Regions from separate parts of the Homo sapiens genome. Here region 1 is linked to region 2. A link is a loop called in an ENCODE intact Hi-C map of the cell type or tissue named here. Cell type or tissue: CD14-positive monocyte. All regions are shown on one strand. Links, peaks and the distances in the headings refer to the core of each region. The heading gives the core; the rest is flanking DNA.

What was found. A loop is a pair of places that touch in the nucleus more often than their neighbours do. Peaks named below come from ENCODE experiments on the same cell type or tissue, not always from the same donor. Only the 100,000 strongest peaks of a DNase experiment are listed, where the experiment ranks them.
Region 1: it touches region 2 in a loop (5-fold over the local background); 1 of 110 quality-filtered maps calls a loop at or near these places.

The regions. Positions count from the first base shown.
Region 1 is chr1:150,989,754-151,002,333 of GRCh38, reverse strand. It overlaps ANXA9 (annexin A9), which reads right to left. Exons shown (of 14, transcript NM_003568.3): 13 at 7,635-7,757; 14 at 6,700-7,074. The coding sequence ends at 7,012. MINDY1 (MINDY lysine 48 deubiquitinase 1) reads left to right here. Exons shown (of 10, transcript NM_001376665.1): 2 at 1-169; 3 at 552-609; 4 at 1,020-1,084; 5 at 1,719-1,877; 6 at 2,370-2,472; 7 at 2,823-2,965; 8 at 4,061-4,252; 9 at 4,555-4,710; 10 at 4,967-5,499. The coding sequence ends at 5,047. Among named protein-coding and RNA genes, the nearest start is that of MINDY1, 11 kb to the left of the region's middle. RefSeq lists enhancers at 4,290-4,789, 6,139-6,358. In CD14-positive monocyte, for the core only: CTCF peaks have their summits at 6,042 and 6,241 (motif pointing right); a DNase peak (open chromatin) is centred at 2,983; H3K4me3 peaks cover 850 bases; H3K27ac peaks cover 1,784 bases.
Region 2 is chr1:150,752,407-150,763,496 of GRCh38, reverse strand. It overlaps CTSS (cathepsin S), which reads left to right. Exons shown (of 8, transcript NM_004079.5): 3 at 5,517-5,639; 4 at 8,347-8,496. Among named protein-coding and RNA genes, the nearest start is that of CTSS, 7.8 kb to the left of the region's middle. RefSeq lists cis regulatory regions at 7,297, 8,434 and enhancers at 7,225-7,369, 8,362-8,506. In CD14-positive monocyte, for the core only: a CTCF peak has its summit at 3,349; DNase peaks (open chromatin) are centred at 1,506 and 3,296; H3K4me3 peaks cover 3,676 bases; H3K27ac peaks cover 5,593 bases.

The DNA of each region.
Region 1 (12,580 bases), core at 2,075-10,074, 240 kb before region 2:
CATGCCCCAGGAGCTTCCTCAGTCCCCCAGGACCCGACAGCCTGAGCCAGATTTCTACTGTGTCAAGTGGATCCCTTGGAAAGGAGAACAGACACCCATCATCACCCAGAGCACTAACGGCCCTTGCCCTCTCCTTGCCATCATGAACATCCTCTTTCTTCAGTGGAAGGTAAGAGAACATGCAGTTAGGGGTGCAAAAAATATCAGGGAGTACTCTTCCCTGACTTACTTCCTTGATCATCCTGATGTCCTCAAACTAGTCAAAACTTTTCAGATTGTTCTCCCTATTTCTCCAGCTTGAGCAAATGAGATAAGATGTTCCTAAAAACAAAGAAAAAAAAAAAAGAGGAAGATCTGTCCTACCCCTGTATCTCCTACTCCCTAGCAAATGCACATGCCTTGCAAGATTTCACATTCATTCCCTTGTGCCAGTTGCAAGCCTTTTTTCCTACCCCACCCTACTACTGGAGCTCCCCCTTGCCTTTCCATGGGTTCTTCCTTCAGTGCTCTTTGGAGGAAAGCACACACGTGATCACCCCTTCTGCCTCCAGGTGAAGCTCCCCCCGCAGAAGGAAGTGATCACATCGGATGAGCTCATGGCCCATCTTGGTGAGTGACTGGGCGTTGAAGAGGAATTACCCAAGGGGCTCCAGAGCTATCCACTCAGCCAGAAATCCAGACTATTCAGGGATCTCCATTTGGGGGTTCTGATACAGCAGGGAGGGTAAGGGTCTATGGGGCTTCTCTGCAAGGCTGGAGAATGAAAAGCAAAGGCGTCGGGAGTCCTGGGTTGTAACACCAATTCTGCCCTTAGCTTTTGTATCTGACCCTGGGTGGGCCGTTCACCTTTATGAGGCTGTCGCCTCCTCTGAGAAATGAAGAGTCTGGATTAGACTCTAAGTATTTTCCAGCTCTGAAAATCTGTGTTCTGTGACATTACCCGCATTCTCCAGGAGAAGAGGAAACTTAGCTTTTGGGATGATTGGTGGGGTAAGCTGATAAGGGGCCCTGTCTTGTAGGAAACTGCCTCCTGTCCATCAAGCCCCAGGAGAAGTCAGAGGGACTTCAGCTTAATTTTCAGCAGGTGAGGCAAAAGGTCTGCAGGCATAGGGGTTTGCAGGTTTGTAAGGGGACATCTTGTAATACTAAGATAAGCTTTTGTTGCTTCTTCAGAGGTTTCCTTGAACCATGATTTCATTCTGCAGGAGTCAGAGGAGAGTTTATCTTTGTCCTAGAAAATATGTTCATTGGCCGGGTGCTCACACCTGTAATCCCAGCACTTTGAGATGCCAAAGCGGGAGGATCACTTGAGGCCAGGAGTTCGAGGCCAGCCTGGGCAACATAATAATACCCCTGTCTCTAAAAAAAACCATTTTTTTTTTCAAGAATTAGCCAGGTATGGCGGTGCGTGCCTGTAGTCCCAGCTACTCAGGAGGCTGAGGTGGGAGGGTCACTTGAAACCAAGAGTTTGAGGCTGCAGTGAGCTAGGATCACACCACTGCACTCCAGCCTGGATGAAAGAATTAGACTTAGACTCTCAAAGAAAAACAATGTTCATTTATATAAGATAGAGAAGGGTTGAGGCAAGGGAGAAATGGAGTGGCTTGTAAGAGAATCAGGGAAGAAGAGCAGCAAGGTTAATTTTTAATTTCTGCAGGTGGGAGTGGAGTGGTGGGAGAGAAGGCTAGAATCTCCATCATTTTTTTTTCTACCCCCAGAATGTGGATGATGCAATGACAGTGCTGCCTAAACTGGCCACAGGTCTGGATGTCAATGTGCGATTCACAGGCGTCTCTGATTTTGAGTATACACCCGAGTGCAGTGTCTTTGACCTGCTAGGCATACCTCTGTACCATGGCTGGCTTGTTGATCCACAGGTGAGGGTGGGAGGGCCCACTGGGACCTTATCCAGCTCAAGCTGACATGAGAGAGGCAAATTTTTGTCGGGTAGAGGTTAGGGAGTTAGGGGTTAGATTGGCTTGGGAGGGAAATAGTGTTTAGAGACTGGACCCAGTACAGAATTCCTTGAATTTTAATCTATTTTGGGGGTAACATGCAAATACAAGCAAACTACATGCAAATAGGTCAGTTCTTTAGACATCAAAAATTCAGGAAGCAGATGGGTTTGGTGGCACATGCCTGTATTCCCAGCTACTTGGGAGGAGTTCGAGGCCAGTCTGGGCAACATAGCAACCCTATGATGAATGGTTCCTGAAATTTTTTTCTTTTTTGAGAGACCAAAAAAAAAAAGTGTTTAGGAACCATTCATCACAGGGTTGTAGTCCTTGTGAGCTTTGTTCATTTCCTTCCTTAAAAAAGAAAAAAAAATCCCAATTTTTTTGGTATCCCACATCCCACTACCCAAGCAGAGTCCTGAGGCTGTGCGTGCAGTTGGGAAACTGAGTTACAACCAGCTGGTGGAGAGGATCATCACCTGCAAACACTCCAGTGACACCAACCTCGTGACAGAAGGTGACATTCCTCCCCTTCTCATGGATAGTATGTGGAGGGAATGACAGCTACTTAGGCTTATTTTTTATTGGGTGTCATCTCCTACCACATCCCACTAGATATAAGCTTCACAAGAAGGAGCTTGGGGAATTTCTGTTTAGTTCATTGAGGTATCCCCAGTGCCTGGCACAAGGTAGCTGCTCTATTATAAGTATTTGTTAAGTGAATGAATACAGCCAGGTTTCAAGAAAGGGACGTCAGAAGGTGGGACTGACCCCCCGGGGCTTTTGACAGGGGCTCTCTGGATGGTCCTTCCTGTTGTGGACCTTGAATTTAAGCCAAGTTTCCCCCGACTCGTCCCTTTCTGGCAGGCCTGATTGCAGAGCAGTTCCTGGAGACCACCGCGGCCCAGCTGACCTACCACGGACTGTGTGAGCTGACAGCAGCTGCTAAGGAGGGTGAACTTAGCGTCTTTTTCCGAAACAACCACTTTAGCACCATGACTAAGCATAAGGTAATGCGAGTTTGGGGGTGGCGTGCTGCGGTGCTGTCATTTCCTGGTGCCTTTTTCTCGTGGGTCCAGCTGGGATCAGCTAGATTAAGCCGTGGTAGCAAGTGACCCCTCAAATCCCTGTGGTTTACCACAACAAAGGTTCATTTCCCGCTCCTGGTGCGTGTCCACTGTGGACTGGCTACGGTTCTGTCCCACACCATCTTCACTCTGGGACCCAGCTGACAAAAGATCCTTTATCTGGAATATATGTGGGAACAGAGAGAGAGAGGGGCACTGTGCACTCATGCTTAGAGCTTCTGTTTGGAAATGACACATGTCATTTCTGCTCACATCTTCTGGCCAGAGCAAGCCATAAGGGATAAGCCTGCCGTCGATGGGACAGGAAAGTATGATCCTCCCCTAGGAGGGGGCAGTGGAATTTTTAAACAATGCTGGTCTTCAAAAGTTAGAAACTGCCAAAGCTCTCTAGGATTTGAGCAGCAGAGGGAGGGGTCTCTGGTTCTCAAAGGATTTATCCTAAGAGCCATCAGGCAAGCCCAGAGAACAATGGGAAATGGGGGGAGCAGGGTCTTATGTGGCATCTCAGCCCCAACGACTCCATGCCACGCTTAGCCAGAATGACCACCGTGCTCACACCCAACTGGACATACACTCAGACATCCCTTTCTTCCCCCCAAGGCCACACATATTTGTAAAAGGTCCGCATGCTCAGGGTCCGGGTGCGGTGGCTCATGCCTGTAATCCCAGCACTTTGGGAGGCCGAGGCGGGCAGATCATGAGGTCAGGAGATCGAGGCCATCCTGGCTAACACGGTGAAACCCCGTCTCTACTAAAAAAATACCAAACATTAGCCAGGCATGGTGGCGGGTGCCTGTAGTCCCAGCTACTTGGGAGGCTGAGGCAGGAGAATGGTGTGAACCTGGGAGGCAGAGCTTGCGGTGAGCAGAGATTGTGCCACTGCACTCCAGCCTGGATGACAGAGCGAGACTCCATCTCCAAGAAAAAAAAAGTCCACATGCTCATACCGAGATTTCTGGCAGTGAACTGCCTCCGTATCAACTGTCCCCCCAATGAGCTCTGTTCTTTTCTTTGTAGAGTCACTTATACCTACTGGTCACTGACCAGGGCTTTCTACAGGAGGAGCAAGTCGTATGGGAGAGCCTGCACAATGTGGATGGAGACAGCTGCTTTTGTGACTCTGACTTTCACCTGAGTCATTCCCTGGGCAAGGGGCCTGGAGCAGAAGGTGGGAGTGGCTCCCCAGAAACGCAGCTGCAGGTAGACCAGGTGTGTAGGGCACTTAGGAAAAGTGCAGAGAGCACATGTGCCTCAGAGAGCTTTTTACTGCATACATTTTAACTGCTAGAGGCCATGTGAACCCATGCCTCTCTCTCTGGGTTACCTCAGACCGTCTCCTCACTTGGTGTGTATTCTCTGGCACCACAGATAATGCATTTGGCTGTGTGTGCTGCTCTGTGGGGAGAAAGAGCTAGAGAATTTGAGGGATGTGGGAAAACTGATTTGGAAACCTTGCCTGAATAGCCACGGCTCTGGGCCTCAGCCCACTGCACAACTCTTGTTCTCCCCAGGACTACCTGATTGCTCTGTCCCTGCAGCAGCAACAGCCACGAGGCCCGCTGGGGCTTACCGACTTGGAGCTGGCCCAGCAGCTTCAGCAAGAGGAGTATCAACAGCAGCAGGCAGCGCAGCCAGTGCGGATGCGGACGCGGGTCCTGTCACTGCAGGTGGGCTGCTGCCTGGGCGCCCACACTCCCGGTTTCCACCTCATGCTTTGCCGGGTCCAGAACACCTGTTATTCCTGCACTGGTCTCTTCAAGGTTTCTTCTCTCAGAGTCCTTCCCCTGCCTGTCCCTCTCCCCTGGAGCCCCTTCCTGTCTTCCTCTCCCTACTCTCTGTCCCAATCCTGACACCCCTTCTTCTAGAATCTCTTCTTGTGCTCTTCCAAGGAAGTTCAGTGACCAATTGTTAAATCCGATACAGGGGAGAGGAGCCACATCTGGACGCCCAGCCGGGGAGCGTCGGCAGAGGCCGAAGCACGAGTCAGACTGCATTCTGCTGTAGCTCTGCCCCAGTGCCAGGCTGGCCTGCCCCTTCTTCCAGAGGCTATGGCTAGTTGGCTTGCTCCCCCGCCTCCACCCCTGAGATGTGCTGGATAACTTATTTATGGACTGTTGGGGATGAGAGCAGGCAACAAATGCCAAGGTCAGACTTGGTAATGTCCTTGACCTCACGTGCTGCTGCCTTCTCTGCCTCCCATCCAGGGCAACACTAGGATTGGTGGGTTTCTGGTTCTCAACTCCCGGTCCCTGAATAGTCACACGTATGTACAGACTGAGGCTCTGGGGTGAGGTCCCTATCCAGAATGCATCTCTTCTGCTTCCCATCCCTGCTGCCTGGATGCTCCTGATCACCTAGGCAGGCCTGTCTCCAGTTGTTTCAGAGCTTAATTTGGGTTTCTATCTCTTATTTGTAATGCCTTCCTGGGGTTTGGAAATAAAACTTCTGGCCGGGCACGGTGGCTCACTCCTGTAATCTCAACAATTTGAGAGGCCAAGGTGGGCGGATCACCTGAGGTTAGGAGTTCGAGACCAGCCTGCCCAAAAAGGTGAAACCCCGTCTCTACTAAAAATACAAGAAATTAGCTGGGCGTCATGGTGGGCGCCTGTAATCCCAGCTACTCGGGAGGCTGAGGCAGGAGAATCACTTGAACCTGGGAGGTGAAAGTTGCAGTGAGCCGAGATCGCACCATTGCACTCCAGCCTGGGCGACAAGAGCAAAACTGTCTAAAAAAAAAAAAAACCTTCTTTCCTGAGATCTGTTGTTTGCCTTACCCTGAAGCAATAGGGTTAAGTATTTGACCCAATTGAAGAATGCAAAAAGCGGGAGGTGGGTCAGAGGCAGGAAGGTGGTTACCTGTCATTTCTTTTTTTCTTTTTTTTTTTTTTTTGAGATGGAGCCTCGCTGTATTGCCCAGGCTGGAGTGCAGTGGTGCAATCTGAGCTCACTGCAACCTCCGCCTCCCGGATTCAAGCGATTCTCCTACCTCAGCCTCCTGAGTAGCTGGGACTACAGGCATGCGCCACTGCGCCCAGCTAATTTTTGTATTTTTAGTAGAGACGGTTTCGCCACTTTGGTCAGGCTAGTCTTGAATTCCTGACCTCAAGTAATCCGCCTGCCTTGGCCTCCCGAAGTGCTGGAATTACAGGCGTGAGCCACTGCGCCCAGCTACCTGTCATTTCTAATATAGCCTGCAGGGGGAACCAAAGCCTGACTTTTTGTTTTTGTTTCTGTTTTTGTTTTTGTTTTCTATGGGAAATAGTGCTCTCCTGGGAGGTGGGTTTCCAAATCTCTGCTTGGACACATGAATTTGAGGGTTGTGCTCTCCACTAACCCAAGAATTCCCATGCTGGGGAGGGTAGCTTGGCCCTCCGCTTGCTTCCCAGTTCATACAGATGGTCCTTTGCTCCCTCTATTTCTCACCTTGTTCTAATGCCTGTTTCTCAATTATTTTGCCTGAAGTTTCCTGGAGAATGAGGGTGAGGGGAGACCTGGAGTGGGAGACCTGGGTGTGGATTACTGTAGCACTAAGGCAAAACAGGATTCCTGCGGAATAGCCAAGTGCACATCAAAGGCACTTCCAACTCCAGTGCCTCTTCCCGGTCCATGTCCTGCTCCACCCAACCTTCAATCAGGGAACACAAACAACAGCGAAGTTTGCCAAAAGAATTCGAGTATCAGTGAGATGTTCTGGCCAGGGTACAGGAGGGATGAGTGAGGCAGAAACTATCAAAGAAAACTCATTTCCCCACACCCAAGAAGGAGCTGGATGACCCAGGTACAGATATAATTTTGAGATGGGAAAATTAAGGGATTTTAAAGAAACAGTTCCAGCCTCAACAAGAAGCTAGAGAATGTGGTGCTCAGTGAGGGGTTATCCTACTTGGAGGCCCAGCTGGTCTCCCAGGTTCAGCCAAACACGGAAATCTCAGATCCTCGGATGTCATGTGGGGTGGGGCAGGGAAGTCTCACATGTCTTCAGCCCTGCACAAGGCCAGGAGGGCTGACTGGCAATCCCCTTTCACTGCATCCTGCAGACAAGGGAATTCAGTGTTAGAAAGATCCACCACCACTATGGCCCAAGTGCTCTCTCCCCTCCTTTGGGCTGGTCCATCACAGTTCATCTGGGAGGGAAGGGTCCTCCCGGGAGCTCAGAGTCCTGCACTACATTAACCAAAGACTCCTGGGTTTTCTTTTTTAAGATGGAGTCTTGCCCTGTCACCCAGGTGGGAGTGCAGTGGCACGATCTTGGCTCACTGCAACCTCTGCCTTCTGGGTTCAAGCGACTCTCCTGCCTCAGCCTCCTGAGTAGCTGGGATTACAGGTGCACGCCACCATGCCTGGCTAATTTTTGTATTTTTAGTAGAGACGGGGTTTCACCATGTTGGTCAGGGTGGTCTTGAACTCCTGACCTCGTGATCCGCCCACCTCAGCCTCTCAAAGTGCTGGGATTACAGGCGTGAGCCACTGTGCCTGGCTAACTACTGGGTTTTCTATGGGGCAAGAATATGCTCAGCTGTGTGCAGGGAGTGAGGGTGGAGGTGAGGAGTGAAGGCCTGAGGCTCCAGGCTAAGAAGTAGCCAAGTTTCACCTGGAGAGAAGAGTAGAGGGACTTCCCAAATTTCTTCCTGAACTCAGCTCTGATACTCAGAAGGTCAGTCTCACATCGAGAGATAAGGATGCGAATCAGGACTTGGTAATTGGGCTCAGTTTCCTAGTAGGGGAAGAAAGAGATGGGGGGTAGTTAGTGAGAGTCTCACTGAGAGTAGGGGTTGAATGGCTTGGAGGGTTATTGTAGGAAGGGGAGGCAAGGTGGGAGTCAAGGGATAAGAGTGTACATTATACATTATCTCGGGACAAAAGTTATGTTTGTCCATCCTCAAGGAAGATGACACAGCAGGAAAGATCAGTCTCTGTGGGGGCAGCTTGAGTATTTATTTCTTTCCACATGTCTTTCCTGCCCCTACCATTAGCTTAGAGCTGTGTACCTCCAGAATTTGGTGGTGAGCAGCTCCAAAGATAGGTACACCAGGAAGGCTAGAAAAGATTTGGTGCATATAAAGACTGCCAGCATGAAAACCAGGAAAACTGCTTTTAACTTTCAAGTTAGTGAATATCCAAGGAGGATATACCTGCCCTATCCCTAAACTGAGCTGATGAGGCTCTGATAGGGTTCAAGGTTGTGTGACTTCTAGTTCTGATTCCAACCCAATAGGGCCATCTCACAGCCCCATCTCTGCATATTAGTTTCTCCGGTTGGACCCTTAGGCTGAAACATTGCTATCTTCCTCCTGTACATGCAGCAGGCCTGTTTTTTGGCTAAAGAAAGTAATGAAAGGTTCAGTTTAGAAATAACAGGCCAGGCACAGTGGCTCATGCCTGTAATCCCAGCACTTTGGGAGGATGAGGCGCGTGGATCATCTGAGGTAGGAGTTCGAGACCAGCCTGACCAAAATGGTGAAACCCCGTCTCTACTAAAAATACAAAAATAAGCCAGGCATGGTGGTGGGTGCCTGCAATCCCAGCTACTTGGAAGGCTGAGGCAGGAGAATTGCTTGAACCCAGGAGGCGGAGGTTGCAGTGAGCTGAGATCGCGCCACTGCACTCCAACCTGGGCAAGAAGAGCAAAACTCCGTCTCAAAAAAAAAAAAAAAAAAGAAAGAAAGAAAAAAGAAATAACAGGCCAGGTGTGGTGGCTCATGCCTGTAATCCCAGAATTTTGGGAGGCCAAGGCAAGCAGATCATTTATGGTCAGGAGTTCGAGACCAGCCTGGCCAACATGGTGAAACCCCCGTCTCTATTAAAACTACAAAAATTAGCCAGGTGTGGTGGTAGGCGCCTATAATCCCAGCTACTGAGGAGGGTGAGGTAGGAGAATTGCTTGAACCTGGGAGGCGGACGTTGCAGTAAGCTGAGATCACACCACTGCACTCCAGCCTGGGACAGAGCAAGACTCCGTCTCAAAAAAAAAGAAAAGAAAAGAAATAACACAGGTACAAGTCATCAAAATCCTGAATTATAATTGATTATACTAAGTAATGTGTTGTTATGAGAGATTTTTAAATAAAAACTTTTAATTGTAAAATTCCTGTGTTTTTTTTTTTCTGTGCACCAGTGTTGTCATCAATTCCTAATATCCTCATTTTCAGAGTTTCCTGAGTCACTTTACTCACAAGACTCTTCCCAGAACTGCCTACAACACATACTTAGGGCATCCCAATAGATCATAAACTCCTTTGACAAAACAAAAGAAAATGAAGTAAAACAGGATGCTCCAATTCATTTAGACTCATTACCTAATTGTCAGTGGACCTAATGTCTACTTCATTTTAACTTTTATGCATCATTAGTTTTGTATTGTCATAAAGATTGCCAATTGCTCCCCAGTATCCATTCTTCTCTTCTTCCAACGCTTGTTACTCTAAAGTTACAGAATTGGGCAAGAGTCACTCATTAACTGAATACTCTCATTGTTGTACAAGTATTCTTTTTTCTTGCTCTGTCACCCAGAGTGGAATGCAGTGGCGTGAATTCAGCTCACTGCAACCTCCGCCTCCCAGGTTCAAGCAAGTCTCCTGCCTCAGCCTCCCAAGCAGCTGGGACTATAGCATGTGCCAAACGCCCAGCTAATTTTTTTATTTTTAGTACAGGTGGGGTTTTACCATGTTGGCCAGGCTGGTCTCAAACTCCTGACCTCAAGTGATCTGCTCGCTTCAGCATATATATATATGGTTTGTTTGTTTAGATGGAGTCTCACTCTGTTACCCAGGCTGGGGTGCAGTGGTGCGATCTCAGGTCACTGTAACCTCTGCCTCCCAGGTTCAAGCAATTCTCCTATCTCAGCCTCCCAAGTAGCTGGAAATACAGGTGCACACCACCACACCTAGCTAATTTTGTATATTTAGTAGAGACGGGGTTTCACCATGTTGGTCAGTCTGGTCTCGAACTCCTGACCTCGGGTGATTCACCTGCCTTGGCCTCCCAAAGTGCTGGGATTACAGGCATGAGCCACCATGCCTGGCCTAATTATAATACTTAATCGTATACCTGGCATTGCATATGGCCCTAGGATCTTCACCAGGAACATTAATTTTTACTACAGATTGGTGGAAATTTGTCCTGAATCAGCCATTGCTGATTTTCTGAAGGTTGTTTTTCTGAATAAATATTCTTCACAATTTATGTTTTCATATATCTACATATCTCTCATAAAAGAATAATACAGGCTGGACACGGTGGCTCACGCCTGTAATCCCAGCACTTTGGAAGACTGAGGCTGGTGGATCACCTGAGGCCAGGAGTTTGAGACCAGCCTGGTCAACATGGTGAAACCCTGTCTCTACTAAAAATACAAAAATTAGCCGGGCGTGGTGGCGGGCGCCTGTAATCTCAGCTACTCAGGAGGCTGAGGCAGGAGAATTGCTGGAACCCAGGAGGCAGAGGTTGCAGTGAGCCAAGATCGCGCCATTGCACTCCAGCCTGGGTGACAGAGCAAGCCTCCATCTTAAAAAAGAAAAAAAAAAAAGTTTGCCACCAGCGTGGCCAACGTGGTGAAACCCTGTTTCTACTAAAAACAAAAAAATTAGCCGGATGTGGTGGCGGGCAACTATAGTTCCAGCTACTTGGGAGGGTGAGGCAGGAGAATTGCTTGAACCCAGGAGGTGGAGGTTGCAGTGAGCCAAGATCGTGCCACTGCACTCCAGCCTAGCGACAGAGTGAGACTCCATCTCAAAGGAAAAAAAAAGAAGAAGAAGAAGGCCGGGCACCTTGGCTCAGGCCTGTAATCCCAGCACTTTGGGAGGCTGAGGCGTGTGGATCACGAGATCAGGAGTTAAGGACCAGCCTGACCAACATGGTGAAACTCCGTCTCTACTAAAAACACAAAAATTAGCCAGGCATGGTGGTGAGCGCCTGTAATCCCAGCTACTCGGGAGGCTGAGGCAGAAGAATCGCTTGAACTCGGGAGGCGGAGGTTGCAATGAGCCGAGATCGCGCCACTGCACTCCAGCCTGGTCGACAGAGTGAGACTCGATCTAAAAAAATAAAAATAAAAATAAATAAAAAGAATAATACAGATGTATCATGATTTTTTCCTTATTTATTTATTTTATATTTGTTTATTTATTTATTATTATTATTTTTTTTTTAGAGATGGAGCATCACTCTGTTGCCCAGGCTGGAGTGCAGTGGCGCGATCTCGGCTCACTGCAAGCTCCGCCTCCTGGGTTCAAGCCATTCTCCTGCCTTAGCCTCCAGCGTAGCTGGGACTACAGGCGCCCGCTACCACGCCTGGCTAATTTCTGTATTTTCAGTAGAGACAGGGTTTTACCTTGTTAGCCAGGATGGTCTCGATCTCCTGACCTCGTGATCCGCCCGCCTTGGCCTCCCAAAGTGCTGAGATTACAGGCATGAGCCACCGCGCCTGGCCTGTTTATTTATTTTTTTTGAGGCAGGTCTCACTTTGTCACCCAGACTGGAGCGCAGTGGCGTCACCTCGGCTGACCGCAACCTCTGCTTCCCAGGCTCGAGATTCTCCTGCTTCAGCCTCCCAAGTAGCTGAGATTACAGGCGCTCACCACTACCCCCTGGCTAATTTTTGTATTTTTAGTAGAGATGGGGTTTCACCATGTTGGCCAGGCTGGTCTTGAACTCCTGGCCTCAAATAATCCACCCGCCTCAGCCTACCAAAGTCCTGGGATTACAGGCATGCGCCACAGCGCCCAGCCCGAGTTTTTCCTTTTTAGAAACAATTCAGAATTAGCCAGATATGGTGGCCTACGCCTGTAATCCCAGCTACTTAAGACACAGAGGCCAGAGAATCACTTGAACCCAGAAGGTGAAGGCTGCAGTGAGCTGAGATCACGCCACTGCACTCCAGCCTAGGCAACAGAGCCAGACTCTATCTCAAAAAAAAAATTTTTTTTTTCAGAAAAATGGGCCTATGTTATTTTCTGACTACCACTTCTTTTTTTCTTTTTTTGAGACAGGGTCTTGCTCTGTTACCCAGGCTGAAGTGCAGTGGAGTAATCACAGCTCACTGTAACTTCTAATTCATGGGCTCAAGCAATCCTCCCACCACATCCTCCTGAGTAGTTGGGACTAGAGGCAGGTGCCACCATGCCTGGCAAATTTTCTTCTTATTTTTGTAGAGACGAGTTCTTGCTATGTCGCCTAAGTTGGTCTTGAACTCCTGACCTCAAGCGATCCTCCCACCTTAGCTTCCCAAAGTGCTAGGATTACAGGTGTGAGCCACCATGCTTGGCCCCTGACTACTACTTCTAAGATAAATCTTTTATCTACACTCAAGAGTGTGGGTCTTGTAATCCAAATACACTACAAAATCATCTACTGCTGGGATAGTTTGTATTTATGACAGGAATTTGGACAGATAAGTACAACTCTTCAAATGAATCTTAGTGTTGACTCATTATAATCATACAGGCTTTATTGGGCAAGTATAATAATCTACTGTCAAGATAGAAATCTCTAGATGACAGAACAATTGCTTATATTTACTAACTTTTGGGCAATCATCAA
Region 2 (11,090 bases), core at 254-8,253:
ATTAACCTATTCAGCACCTCACATACTTATCCTTTCATTGTGATAAGAACATTTAAAATCTACCCTTTCAGTAATTTTGACATATAAAATACATTATTATTATTATCTGTAGTCACCATGCTATGCAATAGATTGCTAGAATGTAGTCTTCTTGTCAAATGAAACTCTGTACTCTTTGCCTAACATCTCCCCTTTCCCTGTCTACCCTCCGCCCAGCCTCTGCTAACCACCATTCTACTCTCTACTTTTATGAGTTCAACTGTTTTAGATTCCACATGTAAATGAGATTATGCAGTACTTGTCTTTCTGTGCCTGGCTTATTTCACTTAGCATAACGTTCTCTAGACCCATCCATGTTGTTGAAAATGACAGAATTTCCTTTTTTTTTTTTTAAGGCTAAATAGTATTCCATTATGTATGGAATACAATATGTACCACACTTTTTTATCCATTCGTCTTTTAATGGACACTTTATAAGGTTGATTCCGTATCTTGGCTATTGTGAATAATGCTACAATGAACATGGAAGTGCAGCTATCTCATTGACATACTGATTGCGCTTCCTTGGGACATATACCCAGAAGTGAGATTGCTGGATGATATGGTAATTATATTTTTAGTTTTTTGAGGAACCTCCATACTGTTTTCCCAAATGGCTGTACTAATTTACATTCCTACTAAAAGTGTATGAGGGTTCCCTTTTCTCCACATCCTCACCAACACTTATCTTTCATCGTTTTGATAATAGCCATTCTAACAGATGTGAGGTGATATCTCATTGTGGTTTTACTTTACATTTCCCTGATGACTGGTGATGTTAAGCATTTTTTCATATATCTGTTGGCCATTTGTATGTGTCTTGTTTTGAGAAATGTCTATTCAGGTCTTCTGCCCATTTTTAAACAGGGTTGTTTTCTTGATAGTTACTTTGAGTTCCTTCTATATTTGGGATATTAGCCCCTTATCAAATGTATGATTTGCAAATATTTTCTCCCAATCTATGAGTTATCTTTTCACTCTGTTAATTGTTTCCTTTATTGTACGAAAGCTTTTTAGTTTGATGGAGTCCCGTTCGTCTATTTTTGCTATTGTTGCCTGTTCTTTAGGGGTCATATTCAAAAAACCGTTGCCCGGACCAATGTTGTGGAGTTTTCCCCTATATTTTCTTATAGTGGTTGTATATAGTTTCAGGCCTTATGTTTGTGCTTTAATTCATTTTGAGTTGATTATTGTATATGGGGTGACATAAGGGTTCAATTTCATTTTTCTGCATTTGGATAGCCAGTTTTCCCAATACTATTTATTAAACAGACTATCCTTTCCCCATTGTGTGTTCTTGGCACCTTTGCTGAAAATTGATTGACCATAAAGTTGCAGGTTATTTCTGGGCTCTATATCCTATTCCATTGGTAAATGTGTCTGTTTCTATGCCAGTACTATGCTGTTTAAATTACTATAGTTTTGTAATATATTTTGAAACCAGGCATTTTGTAATGCCTCCAGCTTTGTTCCTCTTGCTAAAGATTACTTTGACTATTTAAGGACTTTTGTAGTTCCGCATGAATTTGAGGATTGTTTTTTCTATTTCTGTGAAGAATAACATTAGAATTTTGATAGAAATTGCACTGAATTTCTAGTTTGCTTTGGATAGTATGAACATTTTAGCAATATTAATTCTTCCAATCCATAAGCATGGAATATCTTCCCATTTATTTATTTTATCTTAAATTTCTTTCTTTCTTTTTTCTTTTTTTCTTGTTTTTTTGAGATGGAATTTTGCTCTTGTTGCCCAGGCTGGGGTGCAGTGGCGTGACCTCTGCTCACCACAACCTCTGCTTCTGGGGTTCAAGCAATTCTCCTGCCTCAGCCTCCTGAGTAGCTGGGATTACAGGCATGTGCCACCACGCCCGGGTAATTTTGTATTTTTAGTAGAGTCGGGGTTTTTCCATGTTGGTCAGGCTGGTCTCAAACTCCCGACCTCAGGTGATCTGCCTGCTTCGGCCTCCCATAGTGCTGGGATTACAGGTGTGAGCCACCACGCCCGGCCTATTTTGTCTTCAGTTTCTTTTATCAATGTTTTACAGTTTTCAGCATATAACTTTTCAACTCCTTGGTTAAATTAACTCCTAAATATGTTTTAAATGCTGTTGTAAATAGAATTGTTTTCCTAATTTCTTTTTCAAATAGTTGTTAGTGTATAAAAATACTACTGACTTTTGTATGTTGACTTTGTGTCTTACAACTTTACTGAATTCATGTATCAGTTCTAATAGTTTTTTGATGGAGTCTTTCTTCTCTCTTTTTTTTTTTTTTTTTTTGAGGCGGATTCATGCTCTGTCGCCCAGGCTGGAGTGCAGTGGCGCAATCTCGGCTCACTGCAACCTCCGCCTCCCAGGTTCAAGCAATTCTCCTGCCTCAGCCTCCTGAGTAGCTGGGATTACCGGCACACGCCACCACACCTAGCTAATTTTTGTGTTTTTAGTAGAGATGGGGTTTCACCATGTTGGTCAGGCTGGTCTCGAACTTCTGACCTCATGATCAACCCATCTTGGCCTCCCAGAGTGCTGGGATTACAAGCATAAGCCGCCTTGCCCAACCTTCTTTTTTTTTTTTTTTGAGATGAGATCTTGCTCTGTCACCCAGGTTGGAGTGAAGTGGTGTGATCATAGCTTACTGCAGCCTCAAACTCCAGCTCAAGTGATTCTCTTGCCTCAGCCTTCCAAGTAACTGGGACTGTAGGCACATGCCACCACACCTGGCTAATTTCTATTTTTGTTTTTTGTAGAGAAGGGGTCTTGCCATGTTGTCCAGGCTGGTGTTGAACTCCTAGATTCACACAATCCTCCCACCTCAACCTCCCAAAGTACAGGCATGAGCCACCACACCTGGCCAAGACTTTCTATATGATCATGTTATCAACAAACAAACGCAATTTCACTTCTTCCTTCTCTTATTTGGAGATCTTGTATTTATTTTTCTTGCCTAATTGCTCTGGCTAGGATTTTCAGCACTATATTGACTAGAAATGGTGAGAGTGGGTACCCTTGTCTTTTTCTGATCTTAGCAGAATGGCCTTTAAATTTTCACCCAATTGAGTATGGTGTTAGCTGTAGTCTTGCCATATATGGCCTATTTGTGTTGAGGAACATTCCTTCTATATGTAATTTGTTGAGAATGTTTGTTATGAAAGGATGTTGAATTCTGTCAAATGCTTTTCCTGCATCTATTTAAATGATCATACGGTTTCGTTGGTGGTGATGAATTTCACCCTCACCCACACCCTTTATGAACAGGTTCCTCATTTCAAGATTGACTGGACTTAGATGTGCAATTAGCACCACTATCTGGTTAAATGAATGCTATCCCTCTGTTTAATAATTCCAGTCCCTCAGGATGAATGAACCTGACTTTTGATTCGTATCCTACCTTTATAATTGATCTCAAAGTGCACTTCTTTTTTTTTTTTTCCTTTCTTGCACTTAGTTAGATTTGTTTGCCTTTATACCATTGCTTCTCATCTTGTGGTTTGGAAGTAAGCCCATCATGCATGCCCATTATGTCCATTACTGGGGTAACAGTAAAACCTTGCTCCAAGGGAAAGAAACCTGCATCCAGACTTGCTACCCAGTGCCTCTGGGACTGGGCTCACCCGCTCAATGAAATGAGGCAGAACACAGTTGTTGCTGACTGCTCCCTGGGGTTCCAGCTTATTGGAAACTCTGGCTTCAGCTACTGTAGGAGGCACCATCCACCTTGCCTTCTACATCATTGTATTCTATGTAAATGAATCTCCTGAAGGACAAGAAAATCGTCGGTCAGCATGTAAATTCACTCTGAATAAAATTAAAATAATAGAATCAAAAATGAATTTTCAAAAGACTATATATAAAGGAATAATATGCACACTAATGGACAAGAAATAAATTAGAAATCTTGAAAATAAAAAATATTGTCATTGCGATAAAAATCAAAAGGATTTCCAGACTGGAAAGAGCTGGATAGAATCAGTAATCTGAAAGATAGTACTGAGGAATTCACCCAGAATGCAGCACCTAGAAATAAAAAGAAAAATATATGAAAACGCAAGTAAGAGAGATGAAAGAGAGTTTGAGGCTCCAAAATACTTCGGATAGGAGTTTCTGAAGAAGAGAATTAGGTGGAATGGTGGAGAAGCAATATATGTGGAGACACTGATTGAGAATTTTCCAGATATGAGAAAAGGTCCTGAGTCCTCCAATCAAAAGCACACAGCCGAAGGTAAATAAAGAAACCTACACCCAGATACATGTAACGAAGTTGTAAAACATCAAAAAGAAAGAGCAAATCATGGCTGGGTGTATGGTTCATGCCTGTAATCCCAGCACTTTGGGAGGCCAAGGGGGAAGGATCCTTTAAGGCCAGGAATTTGAGACCAGCCTAGGCAACATAGGGAGACCCTGTCTCTACAAAAAAAAAAAATAATAATAAAATAAAAATAAAAATAAGCTGGTTGTGGTGGTGCAGGCTTGCAGTCCTAGCTACTCGGGCAGCTGAGATGGGAGGATAGTTTGAGCCCAAGAGTTTGAGGCTGTAGTGAGCTATGATCATACCACTGCACTCCAGCCTGGGCAAAAGAGCAAGACCCTGTCTAAAAAAAAAAAAAAAAAATGCTGGGCGCGGTGGCTTACACCAATAATCGCAGGACTTTGGGAGGCTGATAGGGGAGGATTGCTTGAGCCCAGGAATTCAATATGAGCCTGCAACATAGGGAGACCCAGTCTCTACCAAAACAAACAAACAAACAAACAGAAAAACTGGCTGCAGTGGCACACACCAGTCATCCCAGCTATGCAGGAGGCTGAGGTGTGAAGATTGCTGGGTCCCAGGAGGTCAAGGCTATGGTGAGCAGTAATCAGGCCACTTCACTGCACTCCATCCAGCCGAGTGACAGAGCAAGACTCTGTCAAAATAATAATAATAATAATAATAAATGTTAAAAAGAGAAGGAAATTCATGTTTATCATAAAATAATATTAAACCATCAAAGCAGTTAAGAGCAAGAATTAAGATTAATATGTGAAGTTAGCAGTTATATTGGATATATTTATGTATTTGCATGCTCTCGGGCAGATCCACATTTGGTAGAATGCTTCAAAAATGCTATTTTTGGGCGGGTGCAGTGGCTCACACCTGTAATCCCAGTACTTTGGGAGGCTGAGGCAGGCAGATCCCCTGAGGTCAACAGTTTGAGACCAGCCTGGCCAACATGACGAAACCCCGTCTCTACTAAAAATACAAAAATTAGCTAGGCGTGGTGGCACATGCCTGTAATCCCAGATACTCGGAAGGTTGAAGCAGGAGAATCACTTGAACCTGAGAATCGGAGGTTGAAGTAAGCTGAGATCGTGCCATTGGACTCCAGCTTGGGTGACAGAGTGAGACTCCATCTCAAAAAAAAAAAAAATTGCCATTTTCATCATCAAACACTTATTTGTCCAGGATGCAGTATGACTATGTTCTTCTTCATTATGTTTTAGAATGAAGAAGCAGTACGACGTCTCATCTGGGAAAAGAATCTAAAGTTTGTGATGCTTCACAACCTGGAGCATTCAATGGGAATGCACTCATACGATCTGGGCATGAACCACCTGGGAGACATGGTAGGTACATTACAAGAAATCCCACTTTCACGTCTGGGTAAATATCATTTCCTTTCTGTCTCCCCAAAAGCAATTTGAAGGTAAACAACAATAACAAAGGAATGTATAGTACAAAGTTGGAAAACAGTAGAATTGAAGGACGTAAGAACGTGTACAGAAATTTCTTACTTAGTTCTATTTTGACTGCTTTCTTTCTTTAACAAATCACTTCTTTAGAGGAAATTTTAAACTCAGAGACTACCATTGTTTTTTTTTTAATAAATTCTAGAAAGTATTACCTAAAGACTATTGACAGGTTTTTATAGCAAGTTGCCATACTTATTTAAGTCTAGATTGACAATTTAGTATGACCCATCTGCTTTCTTAATGGGAGAATGTGGGTATTTAATATCACAAATAATCCCCTATTGGTTTTCAGATTCTGTTCTGTCCTGCAAAACTTTACCACTGTTGCCAAAGTGAAGAAGGGAACGCCCTAGGTAGACTGAATTCCTTCTTAAATGCAGGAATCTCCTTTGTAATTATTTCTCACATGGGAAACCAGTTTAGTCCACTTTTTAGACAGCCCTTTTATAAAATTCTGCCTTGCTTTGAAACAAAAATCTGCCTCCCTGTAACTTCTAGTTTTTACCATTCTCTTTTTCTCCTTCCCCATGAGGGTGCCTAGCTGGGATGCTAGTGCCAAGTGTGAAACTAAACAAACCCAGATAATTCGCCCCACCAGATCCTAATGGAACCTGTGTTGGTCACAACTATTACTGTTTTTTCTCAGTTTTTTTATTCCATGGCAGTTTTTAAATATATTCACAGTTACAGTTATTAGGATATTAGAAAGTAGGATAGGCTGGGCACAGTGGCTCACACCTGTAATCCCAGCACTTTGGGAGGCCAAGGTGGGCAGATCACCTGAGGTCGGGAGTTTGAGACTAGCCTGACCAACATAGAGAAATCCTGTCTCTACTAAAAATACAAAATTAGCTGGGCGTGGTGGCACATGCCTGTAATCTCAGCTATTTGGGAGGCTGAGGCAAGAGAATTGCTTGAACCCGGGAGGCAGAGATTGCAGTGAGCCGAGGTCATGCCATTGCACTCCAGCCTGGGCAAAAAGAGTGAAACTCCGTCTCAAAAGAGAAAAAAAAAAAAAAAAAAGAAAGAAAGAAAAGAAAGAAGGATGTAAGTGAAAGAGATATATAGTCATGTGTCATATGCATTTTGGCCACTGATGGACCACATATACCATGGTGGTCCTTTAAGATTATGATGGAGCTGAAAAGTTCCTCTTGCCTAGCTAGTGATGTTGTAGCCACCATAACAATGTAGCACAACACACTACTCACTTGTCTGTGGTGATGCTGCTGTAAACAAACCTACTGCTCTGCCAGTGGTATGAAAGTATAGCACATAAAATTTTGCACAGTACAAAATGCTTAATAATAATAAATGACTATGTTACTGGTTTATGTATTTACTATACTATACTTTTAATTGTTATTTTAGAGTGTACTCCTACTTATACTTTTAAAAAGTTAACTGTAAAACAGCCTCAGGCAGGTCCTTCAGGAGGCATCCAGTAGAAAACATTGTTATCAGAGGAGATGACAGCTCCATACGTGTTGTTGCCCCTGAAGACCTTCCAGTGGGACAAGAGGTGGAGACGAAATGCAGTGATACTGATGATCCTGACCTTGTATAGGCCTAGGCTAATGTGTGTGTGTGTTTGTATTTTAGTTTTTAACAAAAAAGTGTAAAAACTTTTAAAAAATTAAAAATAGAAAAAGCTTATAGAAGAAGGTGATAAAGAAGAAAATATTTTCGTACAGCTGTACAATGTGTTTGTATTTTAAGGGGTTACCATAGAAGACAAAACATTTAAAAAATTAAAAGTTTATTAAGTAAAAAAGTTGCATTAAACTAAGGTTAATTTATTATTGAAGAAAGAAAAATGTTTTAACAAATTTAGTGTAGCCAAAGTGCACCGTGTTTATAAAGTCTACAGTAATGTCCTGGGCCTTCACATTCACTCTCCACTCACTCACTGACTCACCCAGAGCAACTCCAGGCCTTTCATAGTAAATGACCTATATAGAAGTACCATTTTTACTTTTTTTTTTTTTCTTTGAGATGGAGTCTCACTCTGTCGCCCAGGCTGGAGTGCACTGGCGCGATCTCAGCTCACTGCAACCTCCGCCTCCCAGGCTCAAGTGATTCTCCTGCCTCAGCCTCCCAAATAGCTGGGATTACAGGCATGCACCACCATGCCCAGCTAATTTTTGTATTTTTAGTAGAGATGGGGTTTCACCATGTTGGCCAGGCTGGTCTTGAACTCCTGACCTCAGGTGATTTGCCCGGCTCGGCCTCCCAAAGTGCTGGGATTGCAGGCGTGAGCCACCATGCCCAGCTCCCATTTTTACTTTTTATACTGTATTTTCACTCTACCTTTTCTATGTTTAGATATATTTAGATACACAAGTACTTCATATTGTTCTACAATTGCCTACAACCTTCAGTACAGTACCATGCCGTGCAGGTTTGTAGTTTAGGAGCAATGGGCCCTACCATACAGCCTAGGTATGTAGGAGCCAATACGCTCTAGGTTTGTGTAAGTACACACTATGGTGTTTTCACAATGACAAAATCACCTAACGATGCATTTCTCAGAACATATTCCAGTCATTAAACAATGCCTGACTGTATATTTGCTTTGTAGACCAGTGAAGAAGTGATGTCTTTGATGAGTTCCCTGAGAGTTCCCAGCCAGTGGCAGAGAAATATCACATATAAGTCAAACCCTAATCGGATATTGCCTGATTCTGTGGACTGGAGAGAGAAAGGGTGTGTTACTGAAGTGAAATATCAAGTGAGTATTACCATCCCAAGCCTCTGAACCCTAGGTAGAGCTCTTTAAATGCTTAGTCTAGCTACAGAATTTGACAGTGAATCTTACAGTCCCACGTGTTACTTTCTAGTTATTTTTGTTATTCTTGTCTTCCCAACTAAATTATAAGTTCCTTAAGGGCAAGGATCACATATTATATTTTATTTATACAGTTGGCCCTCCATATCCACAGCTTCCACATCTGCAGATTCCACCAACCGTGGATCAAAAATATCCAGAAAAAAATGAAAATAAAAAATAGGCCAGGCACTCACGCCTATAATACCATTACTTTGGGAGGCTGAGGCAGGCGCATCACCTGAGGCCAGGAGTTCCAGATCAGCCTGGCCAACATGATGAAACCCCGTCTCTACTAAAAATACAAAAATTAACTGGGCCTGGTGGCACATGCCTATAATCCCAGTTACTCAGGAGAGTGAGGCAGGAGAATCACTTGAACCTGGGAGGCAGAGGTTGCAGTGAGCTGAGATCACACCATGGCACTCCAGCCTGAGCTAAAGAGCGAGACTCCATCTCAAAAAAAAAAAAAAAGGTAAAGTATAAGGGAGGGCCGGGCGTAGTGGCTCATGCCTGTAATCCCAGCACTTTTCCAGGTCAAGGGAGGCAGATCACTTGAGGTCAGGAGTTCGAGACCAGCTTGGCCAACATGGTGAAGTCCCGTCTCTACTGAAAATACAAAAATTAGCCTGGCGTGGTGGTGGGCGCCTGTAATCCCAGCTACTCGGGAGGGTGAGGCAGGAGAATCACTTGAACCTGGGAGGCAGAGGTTGCAGTGAGCTGAGATCTTGCCACTGCACTCCAGCCTGGGCGATAGAGTGAGACCCTGTCTTAAAAAAAAAAAAAAAAAAAAGTGTATAGGAGGATGTGTAGGTTATATGCGAATACTCAGTAATTTATATAAGGAACTTGAAAATTCTTGACTTTGGTATGCTCAGAGGTCCTGGAACCAATCCCTTGTGGATACTGAGGGACAACTGGATTCTCCACAGTGGTTTTTGTTTTGTTTTGTTTTGTTTTGTTTGAGACAGGGTCTCCCTCTGTTGCCCAGGCTGGACTGCAGTGGTGCGATCTGGGCTCACTGCAACCTCTGCCTCTTGGGCTCAAGTGATCCTCCCATCTCAGCCTACACGGTGACTACAGGCACACACCACCACTTTTTTTTTCTTTGTATTTTTAGCAGAGATGGGTTTTGCCATGTTGCCCAAGCTGATCTCAAGCTCCTGAGCTCAAGTGATCCTCCTACCTCCACCTCCCAAAGTCCTGGGATTATAGGCATGAGCCCTCGTGTTCAGCCCCCACAGTGCTTTTCTAAGTGATCATAGAGCCACCTACTTAGACAAACACTGAACTAAGCAAATAGGTGTTTAACACAGACTTTTATTGCTCACGCTATGCATTGACTGCACTGGACTCTCCAATAAGCCAATTGCTTGAGAAGCAGTGTTGTGTGAGAGAGCCCTGGTGATCAGGAAGTTTCTCCATTTCACTTGTGAGTTTCAAAGTTGAAGGAGAAGAAAGAACTAGAGATAGAGTGTTCTATAAATTGAGCCACTCAAGTTAATTCATGGCTAGTCTTGCATCGTTAGAATATGAAATATGTGCCTTGTAAAATTATTGTTCCTATGCTGTTGTATTTTCCTTTAGTTTGCTTGTTTTAAAAAAATTGCAAAAATCCTAAATTAGTTAGAGGTAAAACACATGTATCACCATAGAGGTCAGGGTAAGTGAGAGGAATCAAAGCATTCTGAGCAGCTACCCCAGGTTGTGATCAATGAAGAAAGTAAAAATTTATTAGGAAGTAAATGGTGGCCAGGCACAGTGGCTCACATCTGTGATTCCAGCACTTTGGGAGGCAGAGGCAGAAGGATCGCTTGAGCCCAGGAGTTAGAAACCAACCTAGGCAATATAGTGAGGCCCTGACTCTACAAAAAATAAAAATAAAAATTAGCCAGGCATGGTGCGCTCCTGTAGTCCCAGCTACTTGAGGGGCTGAGATGGGAGGATCGCTTGAGCCTGGGAGGTTGAGGCTACAGTGAGCCATGATCACACCACTGCACTTCAGTCTGAGTGACAGAAGGAAACCCTGTCTCAAAACAAACAAACAAAAAGAAGTAAATGGTACTGCTAATCTCTTATTCTTTTCCACCTACATATTTTTCTTTCAATTAGTTTTGGATTTCTTACCCGAGGTTCTCTAAAATAACAGCTTTTAGAAGACCCAATAAACCACATATTTAGATGTTAACTCTGAGTAAGTTAATGAGCTCCTTTCTCTGGGTGCTTGCATTTTAATGAACAATTTTGCTTCAATCAAAAGCAATGTCAGTTTGCTTCCTTTTGGTGGAGAGCAAGGTGGGAGGAGGGAAGGAGAGAGAAAGAGAACAATTATGATGGGGCTCTGGACACTCTGCCCCTTTTAAAACTAAAGCAGCTTTGCCTTTTTTTGTTTGTTTATGCCTCCTTGTAAAATATTTTTTAATCAAAAAAATTCTGAAGATAACAAAGGTTTGAAAAATGCCAACCTAGGATTAAACTTCTTATGTTTCAGGCATCAT